Regions from separate parts of the Mus musculus genome. Here regions 1 and 2 are each linked to region 3. A link is a loop called in an ENCODE intact Hi-C map of the cell type or tissue named here. Cell type or tissue: heart. All regions are shown on one strand.

Region 1 (8,000 bases), 140 kb after region 3:
AACAGACATATTCCCAGTAGGCTGGCTTAAAAGTAGATACGTACACTGCCTGGAAGCATTCGCTCAGCTCTGTGCTTTTGGTCAGACCCCACTCATTGTTTTCTTTGTTCTTGTCATGACTTTTCCAGTTCTTCCTTTGTTCGGTTTATGTGCCAATGTGCACAGAGAAGATCAACATCCCCATCGGCCCGTGCGGTGGCATGTGCCTTTCAGTCAAGAGACGCTGTGAACCAGTCCTGAGAGAATTTGGGTTTGCCTGGCCCGACACCCTGAACTGCAGCAAGTTCCCGCCCCAGAACGACCACAACCACATGTGCATGGAAGGACCAGGTGATGAAGAGGTTCCCTTGCCCCACAAGACTCCCATCCAGCCCGGGGAAGAGTGCCACTCCGTGGGAAGCAATTCTGATCAGTACATCTGGGTGAAGAGGAGCCTGAACTGTGTTCTCAAGTGTGGCTACGATGCTGGCTTGTACAGCCGCTCAGCTAAGGAGTTCACGGATATTTGGATGGCTGTGTGGGCCAGCCTCTGCTTCATCTCCACCACCTTCACCGTGCTGACCTTCCTGATTGATTCATCCAGGTTTTCTTACCCTGAGCGCCCCATCATATTTCTCAGTATGTGCTATAATATTTATAGCATTGCTTATATTGTTCGGCTGACTGTAGGCCGGGAAAGGATATCCTGTGATTTTGAAGAGGCGGCAGAGCCCGTTCTCATCCAAGAAGGACTTAAGAACACAGGATGTGCAATAATTTTCTTGCTGATGTACTTTTTTGGAATGGCCAGCTCCATTTGGTGGGTTATTCTGACACTCACTTGGTTTTTGGCAGCCGGACTCAAGTGGGGTCATGAAGCCATTGAAATGCACAGTTCTTATTTCCACATCGCAGCCTGGGCTATTCCCGCAGTGAAAACCATTGTCATCTTGATTATGAGACTAGTGGATGCCGATGAACTGACTGGCTTGTGCTATGTTGGGAACCAAAATCTAGATGCCCTCACTGGCTTTGTGGTGGCTCCTCTCTTTACGTATTTGGTGATTGGAACGCTGTTCATTGCGGCGGGTTTGGTGGCCTTATTCAAAATCCGGTCCAATCTTCAAAAAGACGGGACAAAGACAGACAAGTTGGAAAGGCTAATGGTCAAGATCGGGGTCTTCTCAGTACTGTACACGGTTCCTGCAACCTGTGTGATTGCCTGTTATTTCTATGAAATCTCAAACTGGGCACTCTTTCGATATTCTGCAGATGACTCAAACATGGCAGTTGAAATGTTGAAAATTTTTATGTCTTTGCTCGTGGGCATCACTTCAGGCATGTGGATTTGGTCTGCCAAAACTCTTCACACGTGGCAAAAGTGTTCTAACCGATTGGTGAATTCTGGGAAGGTAAAGAGAGAGAAGAGGGGGAATGGTTGGGTGAAGCCAGGAAAAGGCAACGAGACTGTGGTATAAGACTAGCCGGCTTCCTCGTTCCTCATTGTGAAGGAAGTGATGCAGGGAATCTCAGTTTGAACAAACTTAGAAACACTTCAGCCCACACACACCCACGTCAGCCCACCACCACTCACCCAACTCAGCATCAGAAGACCAATGGCTTCACTGCAGACTTTGGAATGGTCCAAAATGGAAAAGCCAGTTAGAGGTTTTCAAAGCTGTGAAAAATCAAAATGTTGATCACTTTAGCAGGTCACAGCTTGGAGTCCGTGGAGGTCCCGCCTAGATTCCTGAAGCCCAGGGTGATAGTGTTTGCTCCTACTGGGTGGGATTTCAACTGTGAGTTGATAACATGCAAGGAGAAAGATTAATTTTTAAAACCCTTTTAAATTTTAAATAGTAACTAGGTCTTGCAGATAGCAAAGTGATCTATAAACACTGGAAATGCTGGGTTGGGAGACGTGTTGCAGAGTTTTATAGTTTGGCTGGTCTAACATAAACATCTTCTGGCCTACACTGTCTGCTGTTTAGAACTCTGTAGCGCACTCCCAAGAGGTGGTGTCAAAATCCTTCAGTGCCTTTGTCGTAAAACAGAATTGTTTGAGCAAACAAAAGTACTGTACTAACACACGTAAGGTATCCAGTGGATTTCTCTCTCCTGAAATTTCAACATCCCTAATTCTAGGCAGCCCCTGTTTTCTTCACTTTAAACTAATGACTCAAAAAAAAAAAAGGTTATTTTTATAGGATTTTTTTTTTTTGCACTGCAGCATGCCTAATGAGAGGAAAAGGGAAGGTGATTCACTTTCTGACAATCACTTAATTCAGAGAAAAATGAGATTTGCTAAGTTGACTTACCTTACCGACCCTAGAGACCTATTGCATTAAGCAATGTTAAGCAATTGGGACTTAAAATATTTTAGTTTGTGTGATTGCATCTAGGCAGACGCCAGTCTGGAAGAACTGAAATGTTAAATTTCTTGGCAACTTTGCATTCACACAGATTAACTGTGTAATTTGTGTGTGTCAATTACAATTAAAAGCACATTCTTGGACCATGACATAGTATACTCAATTGACTTTAAAACTGTGGTCAACTTGCATTCTTAGTGTGATAGTGCCTTTCCCCCCTGTAGCATAAGAATGTTATCGGAGTTTGGTCTACTTGCCACAATGGAGACTTATTCAGCTTTGCAAAGGCAACTAAGGACAGCAGATCCAAATACGTGGTGCATAATTGTTCCTTAGTAATGGACAAAGGTTCTTATAAGATTTCACTGGAGGCAGTGTGGCCTGGAGTATTTATATGATGCCTAATGAACCTCCAGAATGCTGGCCAGAGGCTGGATTGGTTAGCAGGGGATATGGTGTAGACGGAGTGAAATGAGCTGCAAAGTCTAACAGCACGAGTCTTAATTGCCTTTGCTGGGGTATCCAAAGCCTTTAAAATTTATGCTTTAAGTCCCTCACAAGGGGGGTACCCGCTAGCAACCTATCAAAAGTTGAAGTTCTTTTAAAATTGTGACTGGCCTTTTTCTTAACCTGCCTTAGGCCTTTTAATCACCAGATCTCTGGGACAAAACATTGTACATGTCACAGGTTGCTCTCCTTGTATTTCATGCCTGTCTGCTTCAGCAACTTCAGTTATTTATTGATTCATGCTTTTAGTAAGAGAGCCCTTAATGTTTTGTCCAATCCTACTTTGTGGAGAAACATTTCATGGATTCCAAATCCCAAATAGGCAAATAGGTGTTCAAATTCTGGAAATATAAATTTTAAAAACTGGGTCTCTCTCTCTCTCTCTCTCTCTCTCTCTCTCTCTCTCTCTCTCTCTCTCTCAGTTTGAGCTTTGTTTCTGACTATATTTTCTCCCCACAGCTTTTGTTTTTGCAAGTTCTGTAGATATCTGATATCAAGATGCTATAGGCCTGTCGTGTGTTTGGAAATGAGAGGCTTGGGGCTGGTGAGATAGAGACCTCCGTGGACCTGGGTGGCCCCTGGTGATTTATGCAGCCTGAGTACCTAGACTGGACTAGGGCATAAGGCTCCAGGAGCAGGAGAACTGATCCATGGAAGGGCCAATTTAACTCCTGAATGAGCTGCCTATGAAAGGCGAAATGGACACGCCCTGCACTGCTTACAGACAGTTCCCATAGCTGTCCAGGGCCCTGGAGTGTGCACCCAAGGGCAGATTCTGCCCTTACTCACGCTCTGCTATGGTGTCTTGGGAGTTGTGCAGTGACTCTGGCACAGGAAAGGGATGAAAAGCAAGGCAGTAGTAGCTGACTAGCTTTGCTGTGCAGACTTTGTAATGCACTTCTCTTTGTAATGCTTCAGTGATTGTAGGTCCAAGACTGCAACCTCCAAAGAGAGAGCAGTAGGTGCTGAGCATGTATCAACAATAACCTTGGCAACCACAACCCTTTGGGTGAAACCAGCCACCTGCATTCTGGATCCTAGAGCTAGTGTACTGACAATTTTTCTATCTTCCCAGGCAATTTGCCTTTTTAGGGGAAGTTATGTTTGAGCGAAGGGGCCTGGCAGTTCAGACTGGCTTAATAGTCTTAGCAACAACACAGAGTTGTCTGGTCTTTCCTTTCCTATCTCAGATGGGGGAGAGTGATTCCAGTTTCCAGGAAACGAACTTGACGGCTGAGGAGTCCCTTAGCGATGCCCATTAAGCATCAGTATCACTTCTTCGCATCACTCCCACAAATCTCTTCCTAGGTCTCAGCCTCTCCTATGATGCCTTCTAAATTAATGACAGAAAGCACCAGCTTTGGTTCATGACAATCTCCATATAAACTCCCTAGGAAAACAGAGAGTAGACCCCCAAGGACCTGCTCCAGCATCTACTGTGGCTTTGGAAGTGGCAGGGTCAGGATTTGGGTTGTTCCATGGTACTCCCACAGACATATTTGAGGACAGCAGCATGCTGAGGGGAAAGTGAGGTTTGTTTCCCTTCCTCTGATATCTGGAATAAGTACATGTGATTGGAATTTTCAAGAAAAGTCCTCAAGCTCCAGATATTCTACTAAGCACAACTAAGGACACCTCTGTATAACCTCCTCTTTGACAAACTCCTTGGTCTTGCATCATAAAAGCCGAACCATAGGGCAGAGGAACTGCGTAGTGTAGAAGTGGCCAGAGCCACTGGCTGAGCTACTCAGCTGATCATATCTTTCTTCCTTTATGGTGACCCATTTCCTGGTTGCTGAGATGGCTGCTTAGCTGGCTTGGTGCCCAGAGGCCTGAAACAAGGGACAGGTGACACTGTTTCCTAAGAGTTCCCTTTCTGTCATTCTTTTACTTGTACCCTAACCTTTGTATCCCTAAAGCTAGAACCAGAGACTTATCGTTACCAGGTTCTGATCTGTGGTTCTATTTAACTCTTCCAGCTGTGTACTCAGCCCTGCACGCACAGAATTTAGTGACTTTGGTATTGAGTGCAAAGTTGGGCCATGGGACACTGTGATGAAGTTGACATCTTTAGTCCTCAAAGAACATGCACAATTGAAAGAGGTCTCACCCCTGTGATGTATCTGCTAAGGGTCCCATAGTGGCAGTTAAGAAGGGGAACCAAGAAGGAACAGACTTTGGCAGGGAGTGCTTAATGTGTAAATTCCATCCTGAGACAGAGGGCAATGGAGAGAGTTTCTGTCCCTGCCAGTCATGATGAGCCCCAGGACTTGGACAATGGTCTCTGTCTTCTTATTGTACTTGACTTCACAGTCCCTGTCTGAATTTGCAGTATGTCTGTCAAAGGACCCAGGTTATCATTTACCCTTCATGCCAAGGTCAAAGATCTTGGAACTCCTGCGAGAGCATTTTGCTCCTACAAATGATCAGATACGGAAGCCCCAAGTAATAGATCTTGTTCCGCTGGCTCCCGGAGAGAGTGCTCTGTTCCTGCCTTTCACCGTGCAGCCTGTGCAACAATGGCACACAGTACCAAGAGGAAGTATATCATTTGCCACCCCACCCTGATATGTTTCTTCTCCTAAAAAAAAAAAATCACACTTGCTCTCGTCATCCTCACTTGTGTTTGCTTTTCATTTGCCTTATTTCCCTTCTATGCAGCGCTCAGCTCAGTTCCTTGTAGTCCCCCAAGCAGTTGGTAAAGAGTTTGTTTAGAATCCTGAATGAACAACACCCTCACTGCACTTGTGCCTGCCGGATCTCCCAGGGTGTTCAGCTAATGATCAGTGTCATCCCAAAAAGCTGAAACAGGGTGACAGCAGCTCTGCCCAACAAAGGGAGTTGAACAGGCTGAGGCCTTGACTTGACTGTGGCTGTGGGGAGAGGTAAGTTGGTTTCTAGAGCTTCCATAGTGGGACACCCAGACACTTCTGAGTTTCTTCTACCTCACAGAGATGGTGTGAGGCTATAGAAGGCCTCAGGATGCGGCCCCTTGGTTCTTCATGAGAAAGATGAACTAAAATAATATTCCCAGCCTGCAAGAAGATAAAATACAGGTAGAGCTGTTTTGTGCAGCAGTTAACCTACTTGCTCTCTGCCTTTTTCTTGGATCCTCATGCCTCTCACTAGTTCCAGAAACCAGAAGGCAACCTGGGGATATTGAGATGACAATGTAGAGGTACCAGGCAAACCCCTGCTATACATTCTCTGAACAAATCACTGAATTTCCAAGGAAATAGATCCCCCTTTAAAGGATGTACAAAAGTGTGTCTGCATTGATGTCTGTACTGTAAATTTCTAATTTATCACTGTATTAAAAAAAACTTGCTATTTAATTTTTGTATTAAAGGAAAATAAAGTTTTGTTTATTAACTGGTGTGTGCATTGGTGTGTTTTTGAAGGTATATGGGAAGCATACATGCCCAGCACTGAGAAAGAGAGGGGTCAGTTGGTTTGGCAAATTGAGAAAAGCTCCTTGGCTCATGCTGATTTTCTCCTTGTGGGATTTCTCCTGGGTCATCAAACCCCCACAATCTAAGGTCAATAAAAGCAAGGAGATCACTTGTTGCTCTGGACATAGCTATAGTTCTCAAGTTGTTACCCCAATGATACCTTCTCTCCCTTGGTATTTCCAAGAGTGCTCATCTTTCCTTTTGAAGTTTAAAAACAGATTTCTTACTGCTGCTGGAGCTCCAAATCTCTTTCTGTTTTGTGTCTATCTTATCCTTCCAGGGTGGGGAGTCATTTTGGGCTAATTTTCTAAGGTGGGTGGTCTCTATCCCTTTGTCCAGAAAAGTTTTTGGACTAGGCAGCTATGTGAGCATTGGAGGTGAGGTGTAGCTAGCTCAGTAGTAGAATGCTTGCCCAGCACATGTGAGACTGGGCTTGATACCTAACACTGCAAAACCAAACCAAACCAGCAGGACATTGCCATCAGATCCAGTAATATGGACCACACAGAAAACAGGACAGCTGCTGATGTCACCGTGGAGATCATCCATCCCTCTTGCTTGGCTTTAAGTGCTTGCCACCTTTTAGCTGCATTTGAACACCACCCTTCTTGGGGGTGAGTAAAAAGCTTTGCACAGCCTTTGTAATATTACTCTCCTTATCTGCAGATTTCTGTTACAACTTTATCTCAAACCCAAATGAAGGGAGGCATGTAATTTAAATTCTCTTCCCTGTAAGTCAGGCTGTGCTTCTCATTCCATTACCCCCTTATTAAGTAGTTATACAGTTCAGGGAAAGTCAACACAATCTGGAACGAGTTCATACTAATCCCTTGCACTTGTAGAAACACTTTCCAATAGAAAATACTGTGTGCGACTTTGCTTTATTGCCAGGGTGTTTTTGGAGTAAGTAGGGCAAGCGTTGATTGCAGAGAGAGAAACCAAGACTTTCAGAGGGTAAGAGTAGGGCAGACAGATGGCCAGAGGGTCTCATGTCTAGGACTTGGGATTCTGTTTTTCCTCTACCTAGGACTTTGTCTCGTTTTATATTCCTATGGTTTACATTGTGTCCCCTCAAAGGATGTGTTGAAGTCCTAATTCTGGATATTTGTGAGTATCACCTTATTTGGAAAAGGGAGTCTTAGTAGGATGCAATTAAATAAAAAGAAGCTCATATTACCTTGGAGGTGCATCTTAACCCAGTAACTGTTGTCTGTCAAATAGAGATACACTTAGACACAGGCACAGAGGGAAGTGCCACATACTTAAAGAGTTTGAAGTTCTGTAGCTATAGGTCAAGAAAGAAACGGGAAAGTTTGCTAGAGGCTTCCTGAAACAAGGAGGAGAAAGTCCTGAGGGATTCTTCTGGAAGCTTCCAGAAGGAATCATTGGTTTCAGGTTTCTAGTTTCTATACCTATATGAGAATGAGTTTCTGTTGTTTTTGATTTGCCAGTAGAGATTACTTGCTATGGAGACCTGAGGGAACTGAAATGAACTCCATCCTTTAATTTCATTAATGTAGAAGGTTCTTTGAGACTATGTGAAGTCTGGCAGGCATTCTTCTCAATAATGAGTCCTGCCTATGAGCTTCTGTTTCTTAGGGATTATAAAGCATAATCACTCCAGTAAATAGTTTTATCCATAAACTGGCCACCTCTAGAGTAAACTCCATGATCCTTGACACTCAGCTAG
Region 2 (8,000 bases), 71 kb after region 3:
AGTCATTATCACTTATGAGTGTGTATATTTGAAGTCACCCATACACATAGCCACAGACCCAAGTTTCATTTACAGCTATGCTGAATCTCATCTTTCCAAGTTTGGTCTCTCTTTAGGGACTCCATACTTCCTAAGATAAGATCACACGTGTCAATATATTTACATAGAGAATAATGGTTCATATTAACAGCCATTCTTGGAGACTTAATGCTAGAGGTTTAAATGACCCCAGGATTGCCGAGTGAAAGGATTTAACGTAATCAAGTTCTCATGGGAGGGGGAGGAACTTTGTGTGATTAGAACTATATGAATTGATTTGCTATAACTTTCTGAAATGTATCTTTCTCTTTATCAAAAAGTGGACTGTAATGTATCAAAAGATGGCCTAGTCGGCCATCACTGGAAAGAGAGGCCCATTGGACACGCAAACTTTATATGCCCCAGTACAGGGGAACGCCAGGGCCAAAAGGGGGGAGTGGGTGGGTAGGGGAGTGGGGGTGGGTGGGTATGGGGGACTTATGGTATAGCATTGGAAATGTAAATGAGCTAAATACCTAATAAAAAATGGAAAAAAAAAGTGGACTGTATTAGCCACTGAATCATATTTGGCATTTTATATTCCTTTTATACTCGAATTATAAACTCTTCATCAGAATAAAAAATGAGGTGTCTACATTTCAAACCTGTTTTAAGCGGAAGGTAAATTCTAAGATGAAAAGAAGCCTGAAGGCAAATGCAGAGAACAAGAGAGTCCTGTGAGGAAAGCACAAGAGACAAAGACTGTCAGGCCCATTTCACAGGTTCCACAATACACTTCCTCATCAAGTCTTCCAGGCAAGCCACCTGCCCTTCAGATGTCTCCATTTCTATCACTGAAGACACCAGTTTCCCCCTGACTTATACTCCTATAAACATCAGCAGGTCCCCATGCTGTCCCCACATCCTCCATCCTCCTGTCCTGTTGAGTCTTCCAATGAGAATAATGCCTCTAAAACTGCCCTTTCATTTTCTCTGGCAGATGCCAAATACCACCCTGCTCCTGTACTACTCCAGCCTATCCACTCATACCTGAACTCATTCACAACTTCCCCATATGACTGGTTCTGAATAAAAGCTGCCTGCTCTAACAGGATTTCAATAGCAACTCCACCACATTGGGGGCTTATTATGTCACTTGCTATTCCTACACACTGCCACCCCACTCCAAGTCCAAACAACAGCCCTAGAACATGGGAAATTATCTTCTAGCACCTTAGAAACAGAGATTTTTCCTTTGCTCACGCTGCAAGTGATGCACAGGTGGGATTCCATGTGAGCTAAACCTCTCTCAACCACGAGGTAAAGCAACTACATCAACTCCTAAGTGGCCTTCCAACTCCAACTAGAGTGAGCGATGCAGGGTTCCTTGTCTTTAGGCAGCATGTGTTCCTTTAACCACCATAAGCTTATCCTTTTTTTTCTTACTACCCGAAGCAAGATTAATGGCTCTAATTTTTTGTTTTCTTATGCATGAAGTGAGGATAATCTGCAGATGGAGTCGCAGCTCTAGAGGATAAACGTGTGAAGAAGCAAACACAGAATGTTCAAGAGGAATTATAGTTCCCAACTACATTCAAGTCTTTGGATTTATACAATGTACAGGCTCTTGGTTTTACAAACTCTTGGATTTCTCCCTGGGGTCACAGTATTATCCCCCTCTACGGATACACACTCCACACATCTACACCATGAATAAATGCCCAAGCTTATTTTCAAAGTCAAAATGAAATTCCACTAACTCGGACTACAGTCAACTTCACTCCTGAGTGGCACTGGAGGAGAAAGGAAAGACAAAAAAAAAAAAAAAAATACATATTGTAGACACATTCTGACCTAGGGCTATAGTTCAGTTGGTAGACTGCCTACCTAGCATGCATAAGCCTCTGCATTTGATAGGAGAGCTGTATAAACCATGCATGATGGTGCATATCTGCAACCCAGGACTGGGAGGTCACCAGTGAATTAATTATCTTACCACATTTACACATACATACACACACACACACACACACACACACACACACACACACCAGGGCCAAAGTCAAATTCTACTGCTTAGCCTTGGTACCTGAAATAAGCTAAAATTTTCTAATCTCTACTTTACTTAAAATAAAATACAAGTCAGTTCTCACTAACCGCTTCACAGCCACTGATAAGCAGCAACATAAGATAGGAAATTTGTTCTCAAGTAGTATTTAATCTAGTTGAAAATGTAATAGTGACACAAGTCCTTTCTTGATCCCCACCAACCCTATCTTGTTAGAGTAGGAGAATCTCTGCTCCAGTTGCTTCCCTGAATTCCCCTAACACTGAATAGAATCAGTATATTGTTTATGCTGTAGATATAATACCAGGCATTCCACAAATATGTGTCGAATGAATGAACGAATGATGCTATAGATTTCAGGAGAAATTAAATTATAAACACTTCAACTAGTTCCTAATCCTTGAGGTTAAGAGTAATTTTTGAACAAATTACCTGGAATAGTTCTGCTTGCCTTTGTTTTGTGAGGGGTAGGAGATGGAGGAACAAGACAAGGATTCAGAACACAGGACCTTGAACATGCCACTAAGTTAAGTCCCCAGACTAGAAGAGTCTTCTTGTACGGCTGTTTAAGAGTCCAATGTATTTATAAGTGTTTACAGAAATCTGGGGCAGAGTTCAACAGCAGGACTCTTATCTTGAAAGTACAAGACAACAGGTTAGAATCCCAGCAACACCAAAATAATAATAACATAGTAACAAATATAAAACAATGGCTGGCCAGCATTCATATAGAAAAGCCAGTAACAACAGTCTTTAGGGAATGTATGTATATAGATACAGATAAACGTCTATATTGGTCAATGCTCTAGATCTTCACTTAACAAGGCTGGTATTCCCCAGTGTCTACACTACGTTAGATTTTATCAGAAATGTACTCTCTAGCCCCCACCAAGACCTACTGAATCAGAAATCCCATTCTAACATGATCCCTGGGGTTTCCTTAAAATACATTAAAGTGGGGAAGCACCAGTTTACATCATGAAAAGGGAACTTGGCTTCTGCAACCTCTCAGGGAGTCACTGTCTTTTCCTGTGTTCTGTCTATAATTACAAATTAGACTTCTCCATTAAGTTACAAACATAATCATACTGTCAAAGATGTCATCAGCCCAAATTACTACCTCAATGAGAAATAAGAATGGATCACTCATTGAGTATTGAACGAACTTTTAGGAAACATACAAAACATACAAAAATGATGTCTACCTTCTCAGCATACAGACAAATGGGAAAATGACAATGAACTTCAGTAGCCAAATAGCACATCTTCAGTGCCAGGATGTGGGAATTTTCTCCCACACAGTGGCACTCACTAGGAGAAGATATCTTTATCAGTTCTCGATGTTACTGGTAGGTTTCCAGATACTCTCTCTAAGCTTCCCTACTTGTAAATCTGTATAAGAAAATGACCTCAGCAACACGCCACTAAAACACCTTCAACGAAATCACCGCACAAAATCTCAAACCAGGAATCTACTCTGGGAACTTACGAAAGAACAAACCGTCAAGTGGCATCTCTGTCATCTCAAACAAGGACAAAATCTGTGACTAAGCAGGCTTGGGGTGGGGGTGGGGGGGTGTACAGAACACCCTTTTTCATATGAAAATGGGGCCGGAGAGTGGTAAAGTGGGCTGAGGGGACACTGTGTGCATGCATTGACTAAATATATACACAGCTCCAACATCTCTCCATCACAGAGTCTCTGAATCCAGGTTCTCAGAGCGATCAAGTGTAAGGCACTTGACCCTACCTGTCCAGAGCACATCCCCATCCTAGCAACAGGTGTCCAGTGACAGTTCACCATCGGGGTCCCCTCCCCCTCCTTCCGCCTAGGACTCCCCCCAGGCCTCTCACCACCCCTAAAGCTGACCTAGAAGCAACGAGCCCCGGGAGGCCCTGCACCTGCACCAGCGCCAGCCCTGCTCACCAGGTACAGGGGTGCGTAGATCCTGAGGGACTCCTCCAGGGCGCCCCAAGTGATCTGCAGGAAGGAGACCCTGCAGGAGGGGTGCCAAGTGTGGCCGATCTCGTAGCAGTTATGAGGGATGGACTTGCTGAGGGCCGCCATGACGAGTGGCGGTGGCAGCTGCGCGTGGTCAGGGGAACGCAGGGTTCGGCAGGGGCGGCAGACACGCAAGGGCGAGGCGGGCGCCGCGCGGGCCTCGGCGTGCGGGGTGCGAAAAGGTCACGGGAGCAGGTTACTCAAGGCCGGAGTCCTCGGATGTTGGCCGTCCGCGTATGGCAGCGCGAGGGGGCGGGGCGCGCACGACGGAGGCGGGGAGGGGAGGCGCATGCGCGCTCCCGCGGATGGGCGGGCTCCGGACGGGCAAAGGAAGCGAGCACCTTCACCCTCCGAATAGGAGCACGACTCAGAGAAGCACAACCGGGAGCGTGATGGTGGATCCCGCCTGGGTCGGGCTATATAGCTCAGCCCTTGTCCTGTCAAAGCCTGGCCAAAAAGAGCAGAGGGTAGTGGAACAAAAGGATTCTGTGTCTTTGCTGGGAGATGGAGGCACTTGCACCACTGTTGTCCCTCGTCCCATTGGTTCACCTAAGACTATCTGCGGTTGCAACACAACCTTCAACATTCTTGCTACTTGCTCAACCTCCTAAGCTCTATTGTGCCTGTGAAGTCTTGAAAATACTAATTTAGATGTGTTTAAATGCATGCTATATGGAAAGAGACAGTAGAGAGACCTGCCAGCCCCTAATGGAGTCCTAGCAACAGAATCCTTCACAAGTGCTTATCACCCAAGCAACATACAGAGCAGAGGCAGCTGCAGTGCAATAGAACTCCTGCCTGGCTAGAGAGCTTAATCTAAAACTGATTGCCATGACAATCCACCTGCCATATAGCCCTTGTGTATAATAACCTGCTTTCTTTGGACTTGTAAATTCTGTACTTTTTAAAGCAGAAAGGCTTTACCTTTAGATCATTCTCTCATATTTATTCAGTTCCTTCTACAATATTTACTAAACTAATATGATTTTCCAGCCCCTGTTTGAAACCCTGGACAGACAGATGTGGAAAAGCTGTGTTTCTGCTGCCAAGAAACTAATGTTCTAGAAGTGAGAAAAGTAACAGATAAGACAGGTGTAAACTATCTGCAAGATGCCTAGCTGTATACATTTTATGTATGTTAAATACCCTGCTAGCTATCACCTGTTTGCTGTGCTGCTTATAAAATGACCACTTCACTAACATGACATCCACACACTAGCCAAAAGGGCCAGAGAAAGGAGAGGGAAGAAAAACTTCTCAGGCTGTGCCTGGCAGCACACATCTGTAATCCTAGCACTTGGAAGGCTAAACAGACAGGTCTGGAGTTCAAGGCCAGGCTGAGCTATGCATTGAATTTGAGACCAGCCTAGGACTCTATCAAAAGACCTTAGCTTTTTCAAAAAGTAAAAAAAAAAAAAAAAAAAAAAAAAAAAAAAAAAAAAAAAAAAAGATAGAAACTTTTAGGTAAGCCTATGCAAATCTGTCAGCTAACATTTCAGCTTGGGCAAATGGCAGCTAAAGGCTGATAGTTATATCACTGCACAAAATGGCAAAACAGATACTAGAGACACTAATAGCATCAGCCATAGTCGCCTCTGGCTACTCAAACATCTGGACACATCATTCTTCCCCACAGATGAATGTACTTCCCATGAGAGACAACTGAAAGTGCCCAATGGTATGACATCCCTTTTGAAGTTCAAGATCTCCCTGAAGATCTGCTGTCCATTTTGTCACCCCACTCAACATGCCCAATATAGAATCAAAAATGGGAACAAAATAATCACTGTGTTTAAAAAGCTCTCCAGCTCAGAAAGGACATGGATCAGAAACACACAGTGTAAGCTTGTGCCAGCAATCACACGAATTACAACTCAAGCTTACCTTACTAACATCAAGAATCTATTCCTGAAAGCCTGAGGGTCTACAAGAAACAATGTTAAAAACGTTTTAGGTGAAAGACAAAGTGCATTATACACAAGCCTCCCTTCTTTGATTATTTGAAGTAAAATATTAAATATAAATAAGAGACCATCATATGGTGATCCTCAGCACTTTATTTTCTTTTTATTGAAAATGGTTTTTCATACAGCATATTCTGAACGTGGTTTTCCCTCCTTCGTGTCCTCTAAGATCTTCCCCACTACCCCATCCATCCAACTCCATGCTTTCTTCCCCCCCACCCAACCCCCCACCCCATCTCTTTGGAAACAAAAAAGGTAAATTTTAAAAATAAACAGTCAGACAATGTAAACAAGCAAAGAAAAAGCACAAACACACACACACACACACCATTACACATAAAATGGGTAGAGAAATAAATAAGGAAAAGACAAGTGAGGTTTTAAAAAAATGCACAAAGTTTTGTGAGGCACTACATCTCCAAAAAGACCATTAAGTGTGCTTCATGGTGACTATCTACTGCCGCACATGGGACCTCCCTTAAGGGTGATTTGTATACCCAGTAAGAATCCATGGAGAAAACTATTTATTTCTTCTTAATGAGCGGTTGTCAATTGGAGATAGCTTTTGGATTAAGGATGAGGGCTTTCGTGTCCAGTTCCCCTCTCACCACCAGGACCCCATCTGGCTTAAACTTGTGCAGGCAGGTCCTGTGCATAACGACTGCAGTCTCTGTGGGTTCACACAGACATCAGTCCTGCTGTGTCTGGAAGGCATTGATTTCTTGGTGTGCTCTATCTCTTCTGGCTTTTACAATCTTTCTGCCTCCTCTTCTGCATAACTCCCTGAGCCCTCAGCGGAAGAGTTTGATAACAGCATCCCAATTGTGACTGTTTCAAGGTCTCTCACTCTCTACATATCATTCAGTTGTGGGTCTCTGTATTCATTCTCATCTGCTGCAGGAGGAAGCTTCTCTGATGGTGACTGCATGGTACTTTTTAAAACACCAAGTTAGAGTTGGGATATGGCTCAGTAGTTTAACACTTGCCTAACAGGCTGGATGACCTAGATTTAATTCCCAGCAACACAAACACACACACACACACACACATCACCCCATAGTATGAGTGGTAACAATTAGTTACTTCTGAATATAATAGATCATAGAGTTTGCACAGCTTATACAAAAACAGTGTTTGCCAAGTGGTATAGAAATTGTATACCAAGAGATAAAAATATTTTAAAATTACAATTAAAATGAGCAATTTCTTTTTATTAACTAACCATCAAATGGAGTCTTAGAGTTCAAAGGAACTTGAGAACACGATTATTGTCACTGATGCCAAAGCTAGTGGTGCTGATAGGTGGGTAGCTACGGGGCAATCTGAGTCACACTCTTAGGATTACAGGAAAAGAAGGGTTCTCATGTCTACTGCTGTTGTAGAGACTCCAGGATAGTATTTAGAACAATGGTTCTCAACCTTCCTACTGCTACAACCATTTAATACACTTCCTCATGTTGTGCCAACTCCTAATCACAAAATTATTTTCACTTCCACTTCAAAACTGTAATTTTGCTACTGTTAAGAATCATAATGTAAATATCTGTGTTTTCCAGTGGTCTTAGGCAACCTCCTGTGAAAAGAAATTTCACCCCCCAAAGGGGGTCATGAACTACAGGTTGAAAACCACTGCATTAGAAAGTCCTCACAATAGGGATCTTTAAATATGAATGGCCCCCAGAGTCTCTTATGTTTGGATGGCTGGTCACCAGGGTGTGGCATGACTTGAGAGGATTAAGAGGTGTGGCTTTGACTGAGGAAGTTTGTCCCTAGGGTTGGACTTCAAGGTTTCAAAAGCTCATATCAAGCTCACAGTCTGTTCCTCTCCCTATAGACTAAGGTGTAGCTCTCAGTTACTGCTCCAGCAACTGCCTGCATGCTGCCATGTTTCCTGCCATGATGATAATGGACTAACCCTCTGAAACTGTAAGCAAGCCCCAATTAAATG
Region 3 (8,000 bases):
ACAAAATATCAGACATAGTGTTTTAAGATGTACATTCGTGTTTTTACCATTTTCTGCACATTTTTCCAAGGGGAGACTTTAGTATTATAATTTGTTTATTCAAGATAATAAAGAAGTTGCATTAAATTACAGAGTTTGTATCTCACCAAAAAGAGAATAAATATGACACATGCAAACCATTCTTCCATCTATAAAGTATTTAATATTTGAATCATTAGATATTGTATATTATAGCTATATCAAAATAGATAAATAAAAATCATAAGAGCACTAAGGAATATTATTAAGAGCTACAAAATAAGATGTTTTTAGGAATTTACTAGATGAATACATGAACATTAATTAAATAAGTTATTTTTCCATTTGGTTTAATCACATGATGGAAATAATTTAATCCGTAAATGTGTCAGCAGTTGTTTCCCTTTTAGACTGTGGTGGCATAAAATGATTTAATACACAGAGGTAAACCATGTTTCTGTCCCATGAGACTGCCTAAGGCTGATATACTGGTGCAAAACTTTTTAAACCACTGCTATTACATTCCAGAACCCCAGATATAACTTTAATTAAAGGCCATAAATGAAACAATCAAGTTCTATGCTGTGACTGTTTAAGAGTCATTTCTTGCTCTTACATATTTTTTTAGAAGTCTCAAGTGTTAAGGAATATTTAGACAGAATAGAGTAGCCTATATCAACCACTAACCCCTGCACCAATGCGTGAGATTTCTGAGCCTTATACATGACCCGTGGAAACTTAAATACTGCATATACCCCTCTGAGTAGTTTTCTTTATCTATGTACAAAATAAGAAAACCTGTCAGATCTATTTAACAGAGTTGTTTAGATATGTTAAACGCAAAAACATATAGTAAGAGCACGTTATAATGCAATAAATAAACTGGGTTATATTACCACGAAGCATAATACAATAAACAAGCACAAACTTCTCAGACCATTAGCATGACATTACAAAGGTAGGAGAGAAATCCGAAAGAATAAAAACAAATTTAAAAATTCTCATGTATTAAGCTGAACTTTTTCTCTTAATGCCCCCCCCCAAAAAAAACCCACATACCCTTCAATAGCATTTTGTGGATTCTTTAGGGACTGCAGGAGAGGGAAATAAAGAAGTAAACATAGCAGTAGTCCTTGTTACTGAGCATCACTTTCTAGTGCAGGCCTACACACCTTCCAAACTTGTGCTGAGGAGCAATGACTTGCTTTATCCAGATTTAGTAAAAGAACACGGGACTATAGAGATGAACATCTTAGTTCAAAAAAAGTACTGCACATCTTTAACATGCTGAAATCAGCAAACTGTTTGAAATATTAACCATGCATTATAAATCTGATTTTGCAATGCTAGCCACTTATGCATTATTTCTGCTTTGGTGTACTTTGGCATTTGAAGGTATAATAATATATGATACATAAGAGATATACATACATTATATAATCATATATAGTTGTGCAGATAGATAGATAGATAGATAGATAGATAGATAGATAGATAGATAGATAGATAGATAGAGACAGATATAGGTAGAGATATTCCTTTAAAAGCTTGTTGATCTGTAAATAAGCAAACATACTTTTTGTCCTTTTCTTACTCCAGGAAATGATTCCTTGCCTCAGTAACTCAGAAACATGAAGTTGGAACTGAAATTTGAATTCATCTGATGCCCAGCCATGCTCCTAACCACTTCAGTCTTTCCTGGTTGCTGTCATGTGAGTTGGGAAACCTCCTGTAACCTCCCACATATACTGCACCATCCCAATGAACATCCCAGAGAACTCTGCTATCCTTGAGAGACTTCCTCCATTCACAGCTCCAAGATTTCAAGGAGGCCATGAATGACCAATGCAGATGAACTGAATTAAGCCCATGTTTTCTCCGTAAGAAATAGAATGAATCTGCAGGTCTTTCGATGAGGCTACAATCTAACATGTAAAATGGAGTGCTTGCATAACCATTTTCCACACAAAAACTAGACTAAATAATCTGACAAACAGAAAGGGAGAGGTGTCAGGACATTAGAAAGGAGACACGAAAGGTCATCCTGCTGTTCATTCCTGTAAATTTATCCCAACATGGTCACTTCTTTATCTCATAACACAAAGGATTTAAAAGCCACCTGACATACAATAGAGTAACAATGACTAAATAACTAGCTTGGTATTTCAAAGTATTCCAAACCTATTACAAAAAGCTGGCTCTATTTTGCTGGAGCATGAAAAAACTCTAGGATACTACAGGAACTTTTGTTACTGTAAAAAATTAATAATAAAATTTTAACACCGTTGATCAGTTACAAGAATAAACTCCACAGTTAAAAGTATATTTTGATAAATTTTACACACACCTGTAAACCTGTGTTCACTATACACATAAACTATTAAGTTTCCTTTTAACTCTTCCTACCAACAGTACAGGGAAAAGAAAAGGTGACTCTTCCCTCACTCCCAAGGCCCAGGTCACAGGGTTCATGGGCTGTAGCAGTGAACCTCAATACTTCCAGTGACAAACGTATCAGGAAATGTGAAATGAACAAGTGAGACATTCATGTCCAGCAGCTAGTAGAAAGGTCTCTGGGCCTCCTGCTCTGAGAGGGAGAAGTACAGTCCAGTTAGGACCAGGACACCAAGTGGTACCCACAGTGATGAGGCGCTACAGCCCTCGCCCTTGTTTGGTGTGTTTTGCTATGTTATGATACAAAACCCAAAACTAGTCATCTGTACTGAACAGAAATTTATTGCCTCAATGGTCTAGGTGCTGGGAAGCTTCGCAACAGCTGGAGACAACTACAGAAAACACACACACAATGAAGAGTTGCGGAACAGCGTCCCAAGGGATTCCTCTATAAAATACTTCTGCATGAAAGGTTCAGAAAACATTGAAGAAAAGGGACTGGAAAGACTGTAAAAGCCAGAGGGTCAGGAAATAAGCTGCAAGAGTATATCTCCTAGGAATGTCAGAAGCTACATGCACAATGTATCACAACATAACTGCGTACACATGAGCTGGACAAGGGCAGCAACAACAGACATGACAGAGGCGGCAGAGTAAAGCCCACAAAGCCTGACTGAGGAAGCTGGGAGCAGAGGAGGGAGGTGCTCTTCCCAAGCCTGACTGAGGAAGCTGGGAGCTGAGGAGGGAGGTGCTCTTCCCAAGCCTGACTGAGGAAGCTGGGAGCTGAGGAGGGAGGTGCTCTTCCCAAGCCTGACTGAGGAAGCTGGGAGCTGAGGAGGGAGGTGCTCTTCCCAAGCCTGACTGAGGAAGCTGGGAGCTGAGGAGGGAGGTGCTCTTCCCAAGGGTTTCCAAAGCCAAATGGTCAGCCTTGAAAACAGACAGGGACATGACACAAATTGACCAGATTCTTTTTACATACACACATACACGTACACATAGTCACACATATACACATGCAGTAACAATTAGTGCAAAAAAAGAAAGACTGTACTGGAAGAGCAGGGAGGGGTATGTGAGGATTTGGAGGGAGAACGAGGAAGGAAAAAGTTATAAGTAAATTATAATCTCAAAAATTAAAAAGAACTGACATTGTCAAGGCCTTTTGGATACATCAGAGAGAGGACAAACAGACATACAGAGAGACAGCAAAGGGAACAAACACTCCATGAACCCACTCCTTCAGGGAGGCTCTAACCTACTGATGAAGGAAAGGCCCAGTGACCTAAACTCGTAGGTGGCCCATATCCTAACGGTGCCACGGGGGCAATTCAACAAACATTGCAACCCAACATGCTCCTTACCCTGTCGACAGAAACTGTTTCTCCACTGTTCTGTTTTGTTTTTTCCAGGTGGGGCAGGGTTTGGCTGTTTTGGGTTTTTGTCTTTCCTTTCTGACCTCATGTACTCTTTTTCTTTGTAATTTTTACTTATAGCCCATATACAATTCTTCTTTACATCTCCTCTTTTTTAAAAATATTCACGTATTTCACTTTAATGAGTTTCTTTACATTTCATCTTTTTCACTTTACATGCATTTTACCATCTTTCCACTCCAGGCAGAAAGCAAAGATATACAATGACTATATGTGATGATACATGCCCAATGGAAACATGCATTGTTATTTCACCACAGGTCCAGCTGACCCCAGAGTAAACTGCCAAGCCAGTCAGAATAGGTTTTCTACTAGCTTCAGATTTCAATCTCCACCCATAAAGTTCCTAGCATGATGAAATTATTCAAGCAGCCACACAGACCAGAAGCAGAAATCTCTTGGAATACAAAGTAAGGTTTGATCACATTCCAAAACACTTTACCCTCTTACTAGAAAACATGATCTAAAAATACCTACCCTCTTATTCTTTATTCATTCAACAGAGAATTTTTCATGAGTACGTGATTGCCTAAGCTTTAGTCACAATTATACATGAATCACCACCAAGCCTGATGACTTGTGTTCAATCCCCAGCCCCCACACAGTGGGATGTAAGGAACTGGAAAGGAAAGGAAAGGAAAGGAAAGGAAAGGAAAGGAAAGGAAAGGAAAGGAAAGGAAAGGAAAGGAAAGGGTTAAATTCTTGAGTTCATGGTGCAAACCACTGGATGGACGTTTGATGCACATGGCACAACAGGGAAGGCTTGGGGGAGCAATTTGAGATAATATTTGGGGGAGCAATTTGAGATAATATTCATCACTGCTTTTTTAGTTTCATCTTATTTCTTAGAGACCCATCTATCAAGTTTCTCTTAACTACTTCAGAATCTTTCTTGTATTTCTTTTTATATCTTCATGTGCCCCGCACATCTGATAATATTTGTTAAATTTAATTAAATTGAAGCAGTCTTACAACAAAACTTGTGTCAACATCTATAACCCTTATGTTTAAAATGTTAAATACAGATGCTTTAATCAAAGGCACTGCATGCTCACCATGCAAAAGCAAGGACTGTAGGAGTCTGCACACGCACACACACACACACACACACACACATATGTATATGCATCTTTATAGCTTTAAAATACACACACCACTAAACTACTGATGGCATAAATGAAATTATAAAGCAGTTTCCTTTTGAAAGTCACTCTAAATCACCATATGCTAACCAGGTGTTGTAAAACATGTCAGGTCTTCCTCTTCAGTTTAGATTAGTTCCAAGAAAAAGAATCTCAGACAGTAAATCTCCTCTATGAGTCCTTTTGGAAACTTCTTTATAACTTCACGTCTGAAATATTTTTCTTAGAATTAAACTAAAAATAAAGAATAAGACTTGACATTTCTTAAACACCTGATGCATATGATGATCTTGAAAGACTAGAAACCTTAGTCATCGGCACAACGATGTAATAAAGAAAACTCAAGTGCATGTAAGCAAAGCTCAGGAAGATCATGTGTTGTACAGTACAGTGTGGTGAAGCAGAATCTTAGCAGTGGCGCTCACGTGTATAACTGATTTTAGCATCAGAAAAACTTTCCATCATTTTACTTTTTGTGAAGAAGCCAGAGAAAATACTTGATTATTTATTTTATAATTTTAATATGCCTTTTATTAATCTGACCTTTGACAAATATTTTACTGTCAATTTGGCAATCTAAAAAACAGTATTTTTAAGTATATGTTAAATAATATATGAGAATTAAACAAATATTAGTTCTATTGATGTAAGGCTATATTTAATGCTTATTATTAAAGCCACACAAACTTGTATTTTAGCAACTGAAACTTACTGGGAAGAATTTTGTTAGTACTAAGATTAGCTACATGGGTGCTCACAAAGAACATTTCTACAATGCAAATGTCAACAGAAACAACCCTGTGCTAAAACTAAAACATCAGCAGAGATATCCCAGGCACAGAATTCACATCTCTTTACCTATCACCTGCAGCACCACTTCAAACACAGCAATCAGCATTTAGAACCAAATGCTTAATACAAGCACTCTCGTGAATAATTAAGACATCACATAGCACGCTGTACTTTAGTGGTTTTGTAGACTAGCTAAAATTAATTAACTTGCAGATGCTCAATGTTTCTCATTCTTCCTCTTTGCCCCAACCTTTAGACAAAATTTAGTAACACGCAGGAAGATAAAACTTCAGTCTCTAGGTTAACAGTAATATATTTATGACACAGATATTTTCATGGCCTTCTTCTCCAAAGTTCAAAGTAGAAAGGTGATCACCAGCTTTTAGTATTTACAATCTTTTAATCAAAATATCACACTAGCATAGGTTTGGTGTAGCAAGCTTTGGAATAAATCCCTCCTGTAAATTATTCTTTGTGATGACCAAACACTTCATCTACCAAATCCACTCAGCAGTACCTGCCATGTGCATCTCCAGTCAGAGTACAGCCATGTCCAAAGCTTACATCAAACTTAAATGTCCAGATGGGAAGTCAGTAAGACAGAAAGGCAAAAACAAAAAACAAAAACAAAAACTCAAAATGTTGACAAAGTCCATGGGGAAACAAATAAAATGCACGTGCTGGGCTGTGCACATGTGGGGACTGTTACTCGATGCGGAACAGAGATGCCAGACCTTACAACTGTGACACTTCAGCATAGTATCAAAGAAGGAAACAGCAAGTTGTACAAATATACTGGAGACTAGGAAGAGCTGATACCAAGGTCCCACAGAGGGGGTTGCCTGTCATGTTTCGCTAGAGTGGGCAGAATGGAGGAAGCAGAAAGAGCACTGGGAGGGTAAGAAGAAGAAGCGTATAGAACCCTTTCAACCTTTCACAGAACCCTTCCAAGTCTTAAGAAAACAACTTCGTAATTTGCTTAAAGTCATATATTTTCACAAAATCTGCAAAACTATGGTATTTTAACCACAAAATGTTAAATCACTAACATTATATTTTGATTTACATGTCATACTGCACTTTTTTGTGAACAACACAGACATTTCGGGATTAACTACTGCTAGTTCAGTTCAGGACATATTTTCATAGAGATTATCAAAATGCATTCATATTCATTTATTTTCCAGTTGCTTCCAGCTACAGACAACTGATTGCTAGTGGTCCATAAAAGTACACTTTCCACGAATACTCTCCTACTGACTGCTCCAAGTTACCATGCCATAAAAGGAGAGAAGGCTAAGAAGCCATACTAACATGGAGGACTACCCTAAGCAGCCCAGCCCAGACACTGCAGATAAGGAGAGAAGGCTAAGAAGCCATACTAACATGGAGGACTACCCTAAGCAGCCCAGCCCAGACACTGCAGATAAAGGGAAGAGGAAGAATAAACACAGACCAGGGCTATTTTTAACAAGTTCTCTTTGCAAAAAGGAACTACTTGGCTGTTGTTTATAGTGCATGGTGGTGGTGGGGGGTTGGGTGTTCAAGTATACAGTGTGTGTGTGTGTGTGTGTGTGTGTGTGTGTGTGTGTGTGTGTGTGGTTGGTGTTCATGGACACTGAGTATGAGGTGGGGGTTGGATAGCTTTCTGAGAAAGAAACATGGTTCTGAATTAGGAGTTCCCAGGCTATAGTTTACTTTGATACTATGCAAACGTATCCATAAAACAAGCCCTCTGGTAGGCATAAGGTAGGTACCCAGAAACAGATGATGATGTGCTGGCTCTGAAGCCAGTGGAAAAGCAACTAAAAATAACTCCTTTGTCCCTTCACCTCAGGTCATCCATCTCTTACATATAAACAGAAAAGTCCACATAGATGCACCCCTTTTGCTTGTTGCTCAGATAGGGTCTCTCTGTACATCAGGCTCGCCTTGACTGCATGGTTATCTTCTTGTTACAGTCTCCCAAGCACAGGGATTAGAGGTACAAAGCACCTTAGTGAACTTCTATTACAGAGAGTTTCATTTACAATGCTAGTTCTGAATTGTAAGAACTCCAATTCTGGGTCAGAGATCCCTCAGTGATTAAGGAAGTTCCTATCCCAGATGTAGTGGCTCGTGACTTTAATTCGAAAACTTGGGAGGCAGAGGCAGTCAGATGCCTGAATTCAAGGCCAGCCTGGTCTACAGAGCCAAAATTACTCTGAGAAACCCTCTCTGG

Evidence for each region. A loop is a pair of places that touch in the nucleus more often than their neighbours do. Peaks named below come from ENCODE experiments on the same cell type or tissue, not always from the same donor. Only the 100,000 strongest peaks of a DNase experiment are listed, where the experiment ranks them.
Region 1: a loop joins it to region 3, with 3.0 times the contacts of the local background. A loop is called at or near these places in 4 of 42 quality-filtered maps.
Region 2: it touches region 3 in a loop (3-fold over the local background); 7 of 42 quality-filtered maps call a loop at or near these places.

What each region holds. Positions count from the first base shown.
Region 1 is chr7:89,406,904-89,414,903 of GRCm38, forward strand. Fzd4 (frizzled class receptor 4) reads left to right here. Exons shown (of 2, transcript NM_008055.4): 2 at 129-3,207. The coding sequence ends at 1,457. Among named protein-coding and RNA genes, the nearest start is that of Fzd4, 6.5 kb to the left of the region's middle. In heart, no CTCF peak of the experiment used is centred here; DNase peaks (open chromatin) are centred at 308, 658, 3,608 and 4,668; H3K27ac peaks cover 638 bases.
Region 2 is chr7:89,334,435-89,342,434 of GRCm38, forward strand. Tmem135 (transmembrane protein 135) reads right to left here and starts at 4,353. Exons shown (of 15, transcript NM_028343.5): 1 at 4,014-4,353. The coding sequence starts at 4,154. In heart, no CTCF peak of the experiment used is centred here; a DNase peak (open chromatin) is centred at 4,347; H3K4me3 peaks cover 2,342 bases; H3K27ac peaks cover 1,418 bases.
Region 3 is chr7:89,263,402-89,271,401 of GRCm38, forward strand. The region is part of intron 4 of Tmem135 (transmembrane protein 135); the gene reads right to left. Among named protein-coding and RNA genes, the nearest start is that of Tmem135, 71 kb to the right of the region's middle. In heart, no CTCF peak of the experiment used is centred here; a DNase peak (open chromatin) is centred at 3,160.